Regions from separate parts of the Mus musculus genome. Here region 2 is linked to region 1. A link is a loop called in an ENCODE intact Hi-C map of the cell type or tissue named here. Cell type or tissue: left cerebral cortex. All regions are shown on one strand.

Region 1 (8,000 bases):
TCTCTATGTTCTCTTGGATGCCCTCCTGACCTGTATCTCTCCATTTTACCCACGGATCTGTCAAACAATGGTGGGCCAGACACCCACTCTATATCTAGCCCCTATATTAGATATCTAAAAACATTCTTTTGAAGTGATTCATTTTCAAGAGGGGACCAAGGAAGAACTTAACTAAATAAATATAAGAAAAGGCATAGTGGGAAAGGTTCATATATTCAACTGAAAAAAAAAAAGCAATGTATGTTCATACACGTAGCCAGGAACTCACAAGAGCCATATACAGTATGCTCAGGGGAGACGGAATGCAACACAAGTCCTTAACATTTCCAACAAATGAACTGCACACGTTGATGTTTAAAGGGGAGGAGAAGTCAGTCTGCAGAAATTCCACTCCAGCCCCATCGCATCCCCAGGCTGACCCAGCCCTCCAAGGACGAGTGGGCCAGAGAGCTTGCTCTGTACAAGGGCTCATGTTCTCAACGAGCAAGCCTGACCTTAACTCAATCCAACCAAGTTTTCTTCTTGCAATTCCTGGGCACTCTCTCTGCTTCCTTTGTTCCTCTCTGGGGAACGGAGCCTGACACTAGAAGCCACTTAAAAGCCACACCCTTCCACCAACACACAATTGTGTAGACAGACAGGGTCTGTGCAGAGGGCAAAGAGGCACACCGTGGGCTGTCATTCATCTTTAAAAAAAACAAACAAACCACCCAGCCAAGCTAAGAAATATTCAAACCATCCGAAGGTGAACCGCAAAGCCAAGCTAGGGTACTATATCATACACATCTGCTGGTGAGGCAAACTGTCCAGAACAGATCAGCAGTCATTACACCCGGCCTGGCAGCTGGGGGAGGAATGGGCACACAAATTATCTGGACAGCCATTTGTTTAGAGAAGCTTTGCAAATGGCGAGTGGGCAAGCAATTCTTATGTGGCAAACACAAGCAGTATCATTGAACCCCAGATGACATCTCAGAATTGTAACCACCGAATTAACCTACCATGGCTTCATACTTCTTTTTCTGCTATGAGACCTGACAGTTGAATGGGTGGCGTAGGATCCGTGAAAATTTTGGGCAGTCTTGTGGAGCCCGGGGACTGAGCCGAAAATGGCCTGGTTAGTTTGTCTCTGACCCTGTCATACACCCAATGCTAACCAGCCGGAAAAAAAGACTTGGGATTACAATTTCTTGAACACTAGAGGATAAATAGGGCCTCCCGGACATAAAAGGGAGCACACACCCGCGGAGGTTGGTGGGTGAAATCTTGGCTCTTGAACCCTTTCGGATGAGCCTAGCTCAGCGCTCCACAGCTCTGGCTTCAGCACAAACTTCTAGCTTCTGAGGTGAATGAAACTGGCTTGTTAAAGGGCAGAGCCAGGAATGGAGTCTCTCAAACTCAGCAGCAACCCCCACGATCTTTAATTAACAACACGGGCCTTGGCCAGCACAGTACCTCACTCGACCCCTCAACACAGTGCAAAATGGGAGTTCGAAGACGCTGTGATCTGAGCTTTGTTTCTGCACTGGGTAAAACGTTCTGTCTCCTCCCCCTCCCGCTGATTTTTCCGCTGTGACACCTTTGCCCAACGGGCCCGCTATAGTCAGCCCCCCCTCCCAGCCTTCCCCTTTCCGCATCCAGCCCAAGAGCCTGGCTTCTTCTAGCTTAAGAATCCTGTTCCCAGCAGCCCGTCGTGTGGCGAGGGATGGGTAGTATTTGAACCTATCTTTCAGATGCTCGCGAAATTTCTGCCAGGCGGGCCCGGCCACGATGCCACAGCCTCAGGCCGCGGTTTGATCGGGAGAGGGCGTTCCACCCCCAGCCTACATCAATCTGAGTGAGCAGTCGACGTGGGCAATTCGGCCCTTAAGAAGCTCATCCATCGGTCTCAAAACTGCTTACCCGCACCAGTATTCAGCGGTAAAATTAACCAGAAAACCTCGAAGACCGAGCTTACTGTACGGTGGGGAGGCTGGGACCTCTTAGCTTTCTATCCCTCTCTGGTTTCAAGGGCTGTTGTAGATGTGGATTTTTTTAAAAATGAAAGTCCCTCATTTAAATGATATTAATAAAATAATATCAGTCAGCACGCTTATAATAAAATACATTAGAGGCATCTCTCTCTCTCTCTCTCTGGATGGCTATGGTTGCCAGTGCCAAGAGAATGATGCTCGCATCAGGGATGAGGGGCCCCTTCCTCGTGTCTTCCAGGCACTATCAGACTACCCCAGGATTCTAAATCTCCGCGGAGTAAGGGGGGGGGTGGGAGGTAGGGGGTGGGAGGTAGGGGGTGAGGTAACGCCCAGAGGTTCCTCCTCTGGCTGGTGTGGTTCCTATGGCAACCCTTAACCCTCTCTCCTTGGGTTGGGAGGGATGGGTGTGGCCGCAGTATCCCAGGGGATCTCATACCCTCTCCTCACACTCTCCCACCGGGAGAGGCAACAGGGTTCAACGGTGGTGGTGGTGGTGGGGATGCGGAGTTGAGCTTGCCGAATCTCCCCATTCCCGAGGGTTATCTGGCTCCCCTAGCAGTGAAACACAAGTGGGGTGTGGTCCTCAGGATGGCCTGGGTGTGGGGAGGGATGTGCTTCCTCTGAGGGCTCCTGCACACGAGAGTCTATCTCGAATCCCACCCATGTGGCTCTGGGTCGAACTGGGGAGTGGGCTGCCGCAAGTCTGTAGATCCAACAAAGGGTCTGAAAAGAGTGGCGAAAAAAGGATGGAGCTGCTCCGAGTGCGTAGGCAAATATCCTCGTCGAATGAAAGCTTCCCGCCTCCCCCCGCACACTCCCCCAAAAAACCAGGGCTGGGAGCGCAGATCCTAAATCACACGACGAACAAAGCAGCGAGCTCCCCTAGACGACCTCAGGTGAACGCTCTGGTGCGCACCGCTGCAGAGGCAAAACGCCAAGGCTTCCGTGTTCATCACCCCCTGTTCTTTAACATGGGTCCAAGCCGGGTCCTCCAAAGCCTGGCCACAGCTCTTGGCATGCTACGATAGAGACGTGACTCGCCGCAAAAAGATGGCACCTCGCGTTCAGAGAGGGGGGAAAAAACGGAGAGGGGTGGCAGCGGGAGGAGACACATCGTACTCCCCCCTCCTCGCCCACCCAGGTCCACACCCACTGCCGCAGTGAGGGGCGAGCCCTGCGCGCCAGCCCGCGCCTCCGGCAGGGAGCGCACATGCCGGGAGCCCGGCGCAGAACGCAGAGAAAGAAACGCGCCCCGAAATGCACCTGCAGCCCTCGCGTGGGTCTGTGCCTGGCTGCAACGCTGCGCGCCCTCGAGCGGGGAGCCGCTGCCAGCCAGCCCGCTGACACCGCGAGGCCAGGTGACCCCTGACTCTTCGAGCTCCCACATTGGGATCCGCGCACTACCTTCTCTCGGGCACGGCGCTGCCCCTGTCACTGTACCAAGCGCGCGCAGGGGGAAGGGCGACTAACGTGACAGCGCCTGGACCCCTCCCCATCCTCCGGATTCCTCCCAGCCCCCAAATGTCCCCTGCCGGCTTCTGAAGGAGGAAAAGGGGAGGGGGCGGGCCACCGCCTTAAATCAGGGCCAGTGAAGGCCGTGTCAGAATCGCTGTCAGGGAGGTGGAGAGACATGAAGGCAGTCATCTTTTCTAGAACCCGATCCACACCTTCCTTAGGGCTGATGGCAATCAGGAGCAGAGAAATCCGATTTCAGGTTCTGTTTCGGGGGTCGTCGTTGGACCCCCATGCACACTCACAGACCCACGCCCATTGCGGCAAAAGGCTGAGATCCAGATTACAGAACAACCCCTTCCCTAGGTCACCGTCATCCGCGCCCCACCCTGCGGGCACAGCCCCCCTCATTTGCGCGGAGCCGATAGTGGGGACCCCAGCACTCATAGATACACGCATTCGCTCGCGTGCGTGCATCTCTTGCACGCGTTCCTTCCCAGCTCCCCAGCGCCTAGGGCGCAGAGAGGCCCCCGCCGTTGCGCCTGATTGATGCCCAGCTCCCTAAATCCATCTCTGGGGCGAGGGGTGGCAGGAGGACGGCGCACAGGGCCAGAGGGGACTGGATTTCAGAGCTGCGGCGCTTACCTGATAATCGACAGAAGGCGAGGACAGAAGAGGACAGCGGAGGAGAAGGTGGTTGTGGCGGCGGCGGCAGAAGGTGGGCGGTGGCGGCGGCGCTGCTGCTGGTGCTGGAGCTGGTGGGTGGCGGAGACTGAGAGCGCGCGCGGCCGAGAAAGCGCGTTCTGGAGGCCGGCGGGCAGCGCAGGCGCGAGCCACGGGAGCGCGAACCTCCCTAGGGGAGGGGCGGGCAGCGAGGCCTGGGCGGGCACCTCCCCTTCCGACCGCTAGGGGGCGCACGCGAGCGCCCCTCAACCCTCCTCTCTCCGCGCCGCTCGGCTCGCCCCTCTCCGCGCTTCCCTCCCCGGGTCCCGCCACGCCTCGGGCCGCGGTGCTGACCGCCGCGCGCACGCGCATTCCGTGGCGCACGCGCACCCGGCCTCCCGGGGCTGCAGCCTTTGTCTAGTCCAGGGGTCCCCTCCCTCGGTCCCCGCGGGGTCCAGGCAGAGCGGTGTGTCGGTCATCGTCCGCTTTTCAGTTCACCCTCGCTGGCTCTCCAGGCGGTACACCGTGAACCCCAAGTGCTACAGGCTCCCCGAGTCTCCTAAAATGTGGCCCTCCAGATAGAGCGCACTTTCTATTTCCAGGGCCAGCTGTTCGCTTGCTTTCTTTCCACCTGTTTTTGTTAATGGCCAAAGTGAATGATTTCCTTGACAAATCTTCTCGAAACAGATTAACTTGACCGTAATACACTTTAGCGTTTTCGTGGAAAAACAATTGTTTTTAAATCAAGGAGCATTCAAACCCATTAGGTATCTTGACTGTGACCCTAGCGAAGAAAAATCTTTAAATAGGTAAGTTCTAATGATGCTTACCACACACACTGCAAGGCATTTTCACAGAGTTATTTTTATCTCGTTTATTGAAACACCTTTGTACAGCGTGAGAGCTGAATTTTTAAGGTGCCTGCTGGAGATGGCCACCTGCTGGATGTCAAGCTTCCGGTTGAAATTGGTCATTAGTTCTCCTTCCAGCTACGTAGGCGTGGGCTGTGGCTTTAGCTTAATATCTTACCTCCCCAAAGCTCAATTCTCTTGGACAGCTGGAGCCTGTTCAAATGCAAGGAAGAGAGACAGGCACCTACTTCTTGCCAAAGAGGCGAAAACTTGTCTTGAAGCTTTCATTTGCATGCCGTTTTTTCTTTATTTTTCAAGGCAGGTTCTCACTATGTTGCCCTGGCTGGCTTGGAGCTCACAGAGATCCCCTGCCTGCCTCTGCCTCTAGAGTGCTGAGATTAAAGGTGTGCACTGCTATCCCAGCAGTTGTTTCTAAAACTCCAACGTTGTACCTGCTCGGTGTGTTGGCTCACATCTGTAATCCCAGCATTCAGATAGGCTGAGACTTGTTCAAGATCAGCCTGGGCTATATAGCAGAATCCAAGCCAGCCTGAATTGTATTACAGGGTGAAAGTGAGTCAACAAACAAACAAACAAACACACTTCTGGGCTGGGGGGGTGGATGGTTGTGAGCCACCATGTGGTTGCTGGGATCTGAACTCAGGACCTTCAGAAGAGCAGTCAGTGCTCTTAACCCCTGAGCCACCTCTCCAGCCCCCAAAATAAAATTTTGAGATAACTTTGGGTTCAGTTTTCTAGCACCACAAACATTTTTTCCCATATGAGCTTAATTACTGAATTATTCTGGAATGACGCAAATGGGGCTAATTTCTTTTTACTTTCTTTTTAAAAGAATTACTTATTTATTTTATGTATACAAGTACGCTGTAGCTGTCTTCACACATACCAGAGAGGGTATCGGATCCCATTACAGATGGTTGTGAGCCACCATGTGGTTGCTGAGAATTGAACGCTTGCTATCTCACCAGCCACAGAGGCTCTGAATTTCTAGGTCTTGCCTTGCTATTCTTCTAACCACAAACAGCATGCCTGCTTCAAGACTTCTGCATCGGTTCTGGACATCTAGGAACTTAGTAGTCTTCCTGCTCCTCTTTCAGGCCAGCTGTGCTCCTGGTCAGATCAATTTTCAGACATAGTCCTTTCAGTCACGGCAGTCTCTTGCTCAAAGATGTCTACCGGCTTTCAACAGGTGCACTTAAACTCTTTGGCCTAGCATCTGGTCCTCCTGCCTTGATCAGACCTCCCCTCCATTCTGCTCTGTGACTGAGGCCACTGAGGCCACTCCACTAAATCTCCTTTCCACCTTTGTACTCTGGGGCTTCCCTTTGCCTACAAGGTCCTGGCTCTTAGTCCTGCCCATGAATACCCTACCTAAGCTTCAAACTCAAGGTTAGACTTTACCAAAGCCTTCTCCGCTCACTGCAAGTAGAACTGATATTTCCAGTCTCTACAAGGCACTTAGCTATATTATTCCTGAGGAGAGGAGAAGAGTTTATATTTATCTTTCCATGTTGGCACCTTATTATTGTCTCCAATAGTTGTCTTTACCCTGTGTGGGTATTGAGCACCCTTGCCTGATACCAGCTATGTGATGCACACATGTCCAAACAGAAACTTAAGACATTGCAAGTTTGTATCTTTGACTCTGCTTTCCACTACCAGAAAGACATACTGCCATGTGCTGCTCCCGAAGCCCAGATTCTGGAGTAAAAGGCTTAAGGAAGTATATACACCATGAGGGAAAAATTTAATTTATTGCAGGAGCCGCCAAAGATTTTGGGAGCTGGTTGTTAGCCTGATAAAGCTGACTATGACAATTTAATAAGTGTATGTGTGTGTGTTTCTTATACAGTAACAAATTGCACTCACTAAATGATAAATTGTATTTATGTCACCATCATTTTCAAGGTCAATGCTTTTGTTACACTTTACCTTCTTAATATATGTCATTAGTAATCATCAGAGTGACACTCCTCATTTAAGTTTATCCTTATGAGCCCCTAATATAGAGTATGATTGAAAACTGCCAAGGACCTAATGACCCTGCAGTCCCCTGATACTGAATGGTCACATTTGCCTACACTAAATGGAGTTAATGAATGCTAGGGTGAGTCTTAAGCAAATCTGTCCTTTAAATGTATGCGATGTGGAGTTGAGTGTTCATTCCAGATAATTTGATCACTGTGGGTAGCTAATGGCTCACTAATGCAGGCCTAGAAAGTGTATCCCCTCTCATCCCTCTGCCCCTCCCTCTTGCTGAAATAGAAAGCTCATGGCCTCGTGGGTCCAGCACGAGCCCACACAAAGAGGACCATAGAAGGCAGCTTGGCACAAGGGAATGGAAACCGACAGAGGTAGCAGGCCGTGGGTCCGATTTTAGCCTTCGTGTGTGGGGTTAGACAAATTCATTACCTTCTTCAGACTTCAAGTCCTTTATTGAATAGTCTCCGATGGAGTCAGAGCCCAGATCGATAGAGTCTGGATGGTCTGCCACCAAATGTATTTCCAAAATAAGCTGCTGCATTGGAACAAACGGATCCTACCTGTGATGGCTTTAACCTGATTGCAGCAGTACAGGGAGGTATTCCAGGTTGGGAAACAACCTTCCCTGGGAGATTATGGGACCAGGCGCCTTCCATTTTGTGGCGCTGCCATTTCTTAGGTCCATGTTCTTTGGGGAGATGAGGCTAGATTACCATTTAGGGGTCCATCTGCAGGAGGGGGAGGACCATGTGAGGGAAGTGCTGGTTGTTCAAGAGGCTTCCTTTAGTCAGTGATCTCCCACTGAAAGATCAATAAATGTAGTCAGGCGTGGTGGCGCACGCCTTTAATCCCAGCACTTGGGAGGCAGAGGCAGGCGGATTTCTGAGTTCGAGGCCAGCCTGGTCTACAAAGTGAGTTCCAGGACAGCCAGAGCTACACAGAGAAACCATATCTCGAAAAACCAAAACCTGCCCCCCAAATCAATAACTGAAGGGGAGATGTGGGTTCTGAAAGAAGAGGATAAAGCACTTCAGTAAGCACCAGGGTCTGCTTTATG
Region 2 (8,000 bases), 58 kb before region 1:
GGCTGCTGCCTTCAGAAGCATTTCACACAGTGCCAGCTGGGCCACCTGCCTTGTCTCTAGACCGAGGTGGTCAGTCTCTACAAACCAGCACCCTTCCCAAGGCCGGCACAAGGAAAGAGCCCGAGTCACTACTTGTCAAGGGTAGCCAGATGGCCGTCTGAGGGTGTGGCCACAGGAAGTGAATTTAGACGCTCTCCACCCGACGGGTTATCAGCTCAGACACTTCTAGGTCTTTTGTGCTGCTTTTTATGGGTGTATGTGACAGTTCCTTGTCAGATAACACAGTACTGGCCACACACTGTGTCAACTGCCTGGAAGGCAAAGTCCAACAATGGATCTGGTCGGAGTAAGATTAAGGAAATGGAAGACAGACTCAGAGGGACAGCAAACCCAACGAAGCAGTCACGGAGTCCTTAGTAGAGATAGAGGCATTCCCGGACTCCACCAGTGACCGCCCTGGTGCTAAGAGAGTCTATCCATCTTCCCATGCTAGTGCAGTAGTGTGATATCCTGCCCCTGATGTGGGGGGGGATGGGGGATGGTATCATGTCTGAGCTCAGCAAGGGGCATGAGGAAATCATAAATCTCAAGGGGCAGGGCAGAAGGCACTGCAGGAGTTGGTATCTCTACTGGCTTTGAATGTTCCCAGGGAGGCACAAGGTTCCCTGCTCTCTAGGGAGACAGGCCTCCCAAAGGTAGAGAGTCACACAGCATCCTTGGGCAGCTTTACTGAGCACCCAAGAAGCAGCAAACATGTGCTCAAGAAAGCACAAGGTGAGGCCCTAACTCCATCAACAGCTGGGAACCTTATCAACTCTAAACCCACCCAGAGGTGAGCGGCCTGGGGCTGGAGTGGCACCCTAGAGTCTTGCTATGCAGCCCATACTGGCTTTGCACTCACTGTGTAACTCAGCAGGCCTTGAACTCTTGATCTTTCCAGCTTAGCCTACCAAATGCTAGGATAACAGGCATGCGTAGCTTCACCCCGTGGTCTTGAATGCACCACCCAGAGAAAGACACTTGGCTTCTGTTCTCTCCGGCTTGGGATCTGCTGAATGGCAGTCAGGGGACACAACAGGATATGGGAAGGGCTGGCCCTTCTAGGGTGACTGAGCAAAGGTGCATTGTAAGTCTGCCAGCAGGCTGTGCAGCCAAGGATGCTGACATCTTCACCACGGAATTGTGGGCACTGAGCATCTTAGATCCTGCTTAACGGGCCACTAGTGAGAACGAGTTGTCTTTCACAGAGGTGATGCAGTAGCTGGGTCCCTGAGAAGAAGGAGGACGCATCCGCCAGAATCTGACACAGAGGAATCCATCTTTACGGAAGTAGGAGCTAGGAGCTGAAGTGGGGAGAGCATGGAAGGATTCAAGAATGGTCTCTGTGGTAGCTAATCTTCATGGTCAACTTGCCTAGATCTAGAACCACCCAGGGGCTGTTGTGGTCCATTTGTGGCTGTGTTTGAAGATACATACAGATAGGATTAGCTGAAGGGAAGACCTGCCTTGAATGTGGGTGGTACCATCCCATGGGCTGGGGGTTAAGGCAGTACGGAACGCAGAGGAAGGAAGGAGAAATCACACCCAAAGCTACACTCCTTTGGGCTCTCTATCTACCAAGAAGAGCTTCCTCCACCACAGGCAATGCTCTGTCCAAGGAGGACACAGGAGCCCATGAGCCAAAACAAAGCTTTCCTCACTGAGTCATCTCTGTCAGGTGTCTGGGCACTCAGGAGATGTTCCATGGGAAAAGGTGGCCTCTAAGCTCCTGCAGAGATGCCACTGTCCCCTCCTACCCACCTGCCCCGCACTAGCTCAGAGCAGCGGCTGGTTTAGAACAAGGCTGTGGGCCTGACTGTCACATCTGACTGGCCATTCAGATGAGTGTTTATAAGCTGTGAGGCTTCCTTCTCCATCATCACACTCAATCTATAGCATGGTGGGGGATGCCCTGGGAATCACGTATGCTAAACCAGGCAGTCCACCAACTAAGTGAGCTGTGTCCTGGCCTTTGTGGCCTGTTTTGAGACCAGAAAGACTATAAAGCATTTCTGATTACCCAGGAGTGGTGGGAAAGTCTACAGCTTTCATCCTAAACGGAGGACAAACTTCTTCAATGACAAAACTTTGATGTAGAGATATGGCTTAGTGGCTAAGAGCACAGACTGCTCATGCAGAGGTCCTGAGTTCAATTCCCAGCCCCCACATGGTGGCTCATGACCATCTGTAATGGGATCTGATTCTCTTTTCTGGTGTGTCTGAAGTCGGTGACAGTGTACTCACATACATAAAATAAATGAATCTAAAAAAAAAAACAAAAACAAAAAACCTTTGAAAGAATAGCCAGAGACAAAAAGTATCATATGACCCATGACTTCACCCCCGTAAGGTGTCTGTGACCTTCAAGCATCCTTCATGAGCAAGGCTGAGGCCTGGCCAGGATTTAAGAACATCTAACCCCTTCTGTCTCAGAAGCCACTACTGCCAGTCAATCACTTTGCAAAGCAGAAACACATTTTGAAAGCCGGGGTGGCTCTGTAGTGGGCATTCTCCATGGGTGTGCGAGAGAAGGCTGGCTATAGGCTCCTAGGGTGCTCACTCTTCATTGTCAACTTGCTAGACTTGGAACCACCTAGGAGACACACCCCTGGGCGCATCTTCCGGGGGTATTCACAGAAAGGTTTAACTGAGCAGGGAAAACCTACCCTGAATATGGGTGTCACCATCCCATGGGCTGGGGTCCTGGGGAAAAAGGAGAAAGCCAGCTAAGCACCAGCATTCGCTGCTGTCTGCTTCCTAACTGCAGATGCAGTGTGACCGCCACCGTGCCGCCACCTGTCACATGGAGTCTATCCCCTAAAACCACGACGAGCCCTAACAGACCCTAGAGTTGCCTTAGTCAGACATTGGATCACTGTAAGGAGGAGGAGTGACTGGCATAGTTGCAGAGAGGCACTCCTCAGCAAGGGGTCTTCCCATCTCTGCCACGGTGAGATCAGGCATGTCTCGGTAGCTAACTGGGCAACTTGGGTTCATCCTGCTAACTGCTGGAGTTCTCCCTGAGGCCATGGAGGACAGCACAAAGGGAAGGTACCAGGCTCTGGGCTATGATGATTTCTTGCCTAGCCCTCCGTCCCTGCAGGATGACTTACGAAGGACTGAGCGTCCGAGCCCAGGATTCTTTTTGCTGCTTCGCTGCCTAATTCCTTGTCACCCACATTGGTAGAGCAGACTACATAGACCGAACCCGAAAGATGGACGTGAGGTCACATTTCCGAACAACAGCACCATCCCATTAGACCATCAGAAGGATTCAGTTATGTAGTCGATGTAGCCTGCTTGGTGCTCCTGGGAGTAAACTGTCCCCTAAAGGTGACCTGCTACTTACTATTGCTGGGCCTGGAGAAAATGTGAAGAAGGCAGGAAACCTTCCCCAGAGAACTCTGTTGAGAACCTTTCTAATAGGCACACTGACTGAGGTGGGGGCCAGCAGGAATCAGAGGACTCTGTAGCCTTGTGGGAGGCAGTCAGACTCCAAGGCCGCCACTGCTAAATAGCCAGGAGCCCCAGAAGCCAGAGCGGCTTACTCATCTGCTGCACCCGACTATGAGGGTGACCTGTCCAAGGCAGCTCCGGGGCTCACCCTCACCTGTAATTCCTTCTGGGATCTCCGTGTGGGGCTGGGCAGCGGCCTGCTTGTCGGGAGCTCTCTCATCCACTAGGGGCGCAGTCACGTCTGGAAACCACCAACAGTCACCCCTCTGCTTATGCAGGGGCAGTGCAAGGAGTGGGGCCTGCCAGCCACATGCAAGAAAAGCCAGCTCAAAGCAGGGCCACAGTCCTCCTTCCTGCCCATCTCCCCAGGAAGCACACTAACAGGAGGACCCCCTGCCTGGAAAGCCTACAGGGGTCATGTAAGGATGACGAGGGACACAGCCTGACTCCTGGGGGTCAGCTGTGTGATCCTCACTGCAATGCAGGGGCCCCGCAGCTGGGACTCATCAGGCAATATGAGGAAGCTGAGAAATAGACTGAGCCGCTTTCCTGTGGGGCTTTGAGTAAGCCTTTTGTCACCCTAGCCTTTGTTTCCACAAGTGTAGAACAAGAGTGCCATCTGTAGGTGACCTTTAAAACTTCTACCACTTCTAATTCCCTGCCCCCAACCTCCTCACATCTCATTAAAAGGCACCAGAGTTCCTTATGTGGCAATAACCAGGCCAGATCCAGTTTCCTCGATGATGCAAGAGATAAGAGATCCCAGACCAGGACCTGGGGGCATCTTTTCAAAGCAAGCACTTTAGCTCCTCCCGAACCCCCAGCCTCTCTACTAGGTATGCGAGGCACACCCAAGGAGTGGCCGGTTTCAAGGGATTCCCAGAATTCCACACAGCTAGTCCACAAAGGCTATTTTCCTTATGATCCTGTCTGGTGCAGATAAAACAGCTCGCTGAGCTCAGCCCCAGCTGCCTCCCTCCCTGAGGGTGAGTGAGGCATGTGGGGGCCCACGCATGTACAGGTCCAGACTGCATGAGTGGGTTGTTTCTTCCTGGACAATGGTGACAGAGCAGTGAAAGCCACGTTTGGGAAGCCTGCCCCAGCTTTGGCTCCAAGGCTTTCTCAGGGTGGCAGACAGCTTGCAGACCTGTTCTAACAGGATGAGCAGGAAGTGTCTTGCATCGCTGGTTTTCAGAAGGGCAAAGGAAATCTAGCCAGGAGGTTGTCACCAGGCTAAGGGCCATGCCACCTGCATCCTCCGGGGATGGGCCAGCATGCCGAACAATTGGCAGGAGCTTGACAGCTATGTTCTGGATTTATCCAAAGGCAGATGCTGCGGGAGAGGGCCTGGCCAAATTCTCTTTCTGTAACAGAACGCCCAAGCCATGTTCAGGGATGCAGAAAGGGCTCAGAGTGGAAGCTCCAACCTCCTTGGAAGGCTGGAGGAGCTATGGACGATTAGTTAAAAGCCATTCTCCATGTCCCTTTTCCTTGATTTCTTCTACTCAATGGATCCAAAAGCAAGGTGGGGACAGCCATGCAGCCCACGGTGGCCAGAGAGCCAGTTCTGGCCAGTGAATGAAAATGAAAACATCCAGGAGGAGCTTATAATAGAAAACTCTTGATTTAGTTTTGGCAACACATTGGCTTCTTCGGGGTCCTTTTGGTGACTGTTTTTGTTTGTTTTGTTTTTGTTTTTAATTTCAATTTCATTCATTCTTATTTTTATTATTTGCTTTTTTTTTTTTTTTTTTTGAGACAGGTTTCTCTGTGTAGCACTGGCTGTCCTGGAGCCCTCTCTGTGGACCAGGCTGGCCTCAAACTCAGAAATCTGCCTGCCTCTGCCTCCCAAGTGCTGGGATTAAAGGCGTGCACCACCTCTGCCTGTCTTTCATTCATTATTATGGAACACGTGTGTAATACATCTCTGTGGGCACATGCCATCACAGTGTGTGGGAACTTAAAGGACAACTTTGTAGAGTCGGTTCTGTCCTTCCTCCTTTACAAAGGTTCTGGGGAATTGAACTCGGGTCCCCAGGCTTGCATGGTAAACGCCTTCATCCTCTGAGCTGTCTCACCAGCCATGGTTCTTGTTCCAAGGCAGATGACAGTGTTTGGGAGCGCAGCAGCTATTCTTCAACAATGAAGCAACAGTCCAACCACGTAGGATGGCAGAAGACAAAGACAGAAGCGCATACATGGCGTTAGGGAGCTATGCCCATGTCCGGGTATCTTATGATTGCAAGGCAAAAAGCCTCTTCAGTTGGTAGAGCTTTTGGGTTCCAGCAGCCAACAGTGGCACTATAACTAACCCACTTGGGAAGCAAGACAGCCGACCAGGGAGCATTTCAGGAAAAAAGACAATGAGCTTTGCGACAACCTAGACACCACATATCTGGAGTGAACAGATTACAGGAGATGAAACGTACTCCATGCCCAAAATCCAGAGCCCAAGAAACGAAGATGCCACACCAAAACCCGCTCCTAACAGATGAGCGGGAGACTTCTGACCTGCCCCCTCCTCAGCCAAATGAGCATTCTGGTCTTTGAATCCCTGAAAGAAAAGTAAGGTGGAGGCTTCTGAGGGGGTCATGGAAGGTAGCAGATTCAGGATGGGAACCCTGTTGAGCTGTGTGTGAGCCTCGCTGTGCTACACAGACCAGCTTCTTCAAGCATGGAACATTCAGGGCAACACGCACGATAATGATGCTCAAGGCGCACACTGTTGAGCCAGGCATAGAAGCAGGTCCCCGCTCCCACTACCCTGCAAAGCACCGGGCTAGCGCATCTCAGCCATCAGGATAGGAAGCAGCGAGTGCAGCCGGGAGGGTGGCACACAGTGCGCAGCCGCAACCCTAGTGCGTAGCGTGGAGTTGGGAGGGGAAGCTCAAAGCAAGGTAAGCTGAATGAATGGAGTGGTGGGAGTAGGGAGGCCCCACCTTCAGCAGTTGGAGTGCTCTTAGCATCGGAGGTCTCCGACCCTGGTTCCTCCGCTCCATCATCGGCGGGGGGCTGTGGGGGAGACTCTGGAACATATACAGTGAGCCCTCAGACCTCAAGAGGAACCTGAGAACTGTGTCCTATTGAGCTGTAATCTCTTTAGTGTGGACACTGTAGCCCGATGATCAAACCAGGAAGGGACCAGTGCCCCTTACACAACCATGTTCCACTCTTGGGGTTCTTGGATGAGAATGTGGGTGAGACAGGGTTTCTCTATGCAGACCTGGCTATCCTGGAACTCACTCTTTAGACCATACTGGCCCCGAACTCACAGAGATTGGCTTGCCTCTGCCTCCTGAGTGCAGGGATTAAAGGTGTATAACACCACCTCCTGGTGTGTGAAGATATACCTTTTAATCACCCAGGTTCAACGGAAGCAAAGCCCTTATATTGACAACCTGACAATGTATCTGGAAAGCCTGCTCCTGCTTGAGCAGAAAGCCCTCTCTGGTCTTCCCAGTGGCCGCTCCACCTTCAGGTCACAGCTCCTCATTGTTCAGCTCAGGGAACGCATTAATGGCTGAAGGATTTTCTTTGCTGACTCCCCTAGGCTTTCGTTAGCATGGCTGTGCTCGAAGCGGGGATAATGCTCTTTGTCCAGCACGTAAGACTCATCATGGGAGGTGGCCATTCTGGTGGTGTTTACTTCACCTTGTGTGGTGCTTTGAATTTGCTTGGTCCAGGGAGTGGCTGTTAGGAGGTGTGGCCTTGTTGGAGGAAGTATGCCACTGTGGGGAAGAGCTTAGAGATCTTACTCCTAGCTGCCTTTGGAACAAGATGTAGAACTCTGAGCTACTCCAGAGCCGTGACTGTCTGGACGCTGCAATGCTATTCACCATGATGATAATGGACTGAACCTCTGAACCTGTAAATCAGCCCCAATTAACCTCAGAACCTGTAAGCCAGCCCCAATTAAATGCTGTCCTAAGAGTTGCCTTGGTCATGGTATCTCTTCACAACTAAGGAAACCCTAAATAAGACATCATGGTTGAAGAGTTTTTAGGGTAGCTCTGTGTATCAATAGGAATACATGTGGTTCTTTTTTCTTTATTCTTTGTTATGGTGCAGATGTTGGCTGGGACTCTCCAGAGGCTCTAAGAGCCAGCTGCCCATTGTAACAGAGGAACAAATGCTCTGGCCATGGGGTTAAGTCCAGTATCACCCCATGCTCCATAACACTTTAATACCCCTTGTGGTGGTTTGAATAAAAATGGCCCCATTGGGAGTGGCATAATTAGGAGGTGTGGCCTTGTTGGAGTAAGTGTGGCTTTGTTGGAGGAAGTGTGTCATTGTGGGGTGTGCTTTGTGGCCTGGCCAGTGTGTCACTGTCATTTTTTTCTACTTTCTGATCCAGATGTAGAAATCTCAGCTACCTCTCCATCACCACGTCTACCTGCGTGCCACCTTGTTTCCTGCCATGATAACAATGGACTAAAAACCTCTGAACTGTCAATCCTAGTTAAATGCTTTCTTTTATAAGAGTTGCTGTGGTCATGGTGTCTCTT

The links. Hi-C counts contacts between places; a loop is a spot of excess contacts. Peaks named below come from ENCODE experiments on the same cell type or tissue, not always from the same donor. Only the 100,000 strongest peaks of a DNase experiment are listed, where the experiment ranks them.
Region 2: a loop joins it to region 1, with 5 times the contacts of the local background. A loop is called at or near these places in 15 of 42 quality-filtered maps.

The regions. Positions count from the first base shown.
Region 1 is chr11:104,227,678-104,235,677 of GRCm38, reverse strand. It overlaps Mapt (microtubule-associated protein tau), which reads right to left and starts at 4,242. Exons shown (of 12, transcript NM_001038609.2): 1 at 4,071-4,242. In left cerebral cortex, CTCF peaks have their summits at 3,193, 4,333 (motif pointing right), 5,063, 5,890 and 1 weaker place; DNase peaks (open chromatin) are centred at 3,286, 4,280, 5,020, 5,930 and 2 more places; H3K4me3 peaks cover 4,968 bases; H3K27ac peaks cover 4,920 bases.
Region 2 is chr11:104,285,644-104,293,643 of GRCm38, reverse strand. Mapt (microtubule-associated protein tau) reads right to left here. Exons shown (of 12, transcript NM_001038609.2): 3 at 6,435-6,521; 4 at 3,650-3,736. Among named protein-coding and RNA genes, the nearest start is that of Mapt, 58 kb to the right of the region's middle. In left cerebral cortex, a CTCF peak has its summit at 3,714; DNase peaks (open chromatin) are centred at 3,744, 4,161 and 4,530; H3K27ac peaks cover 2,378 bases.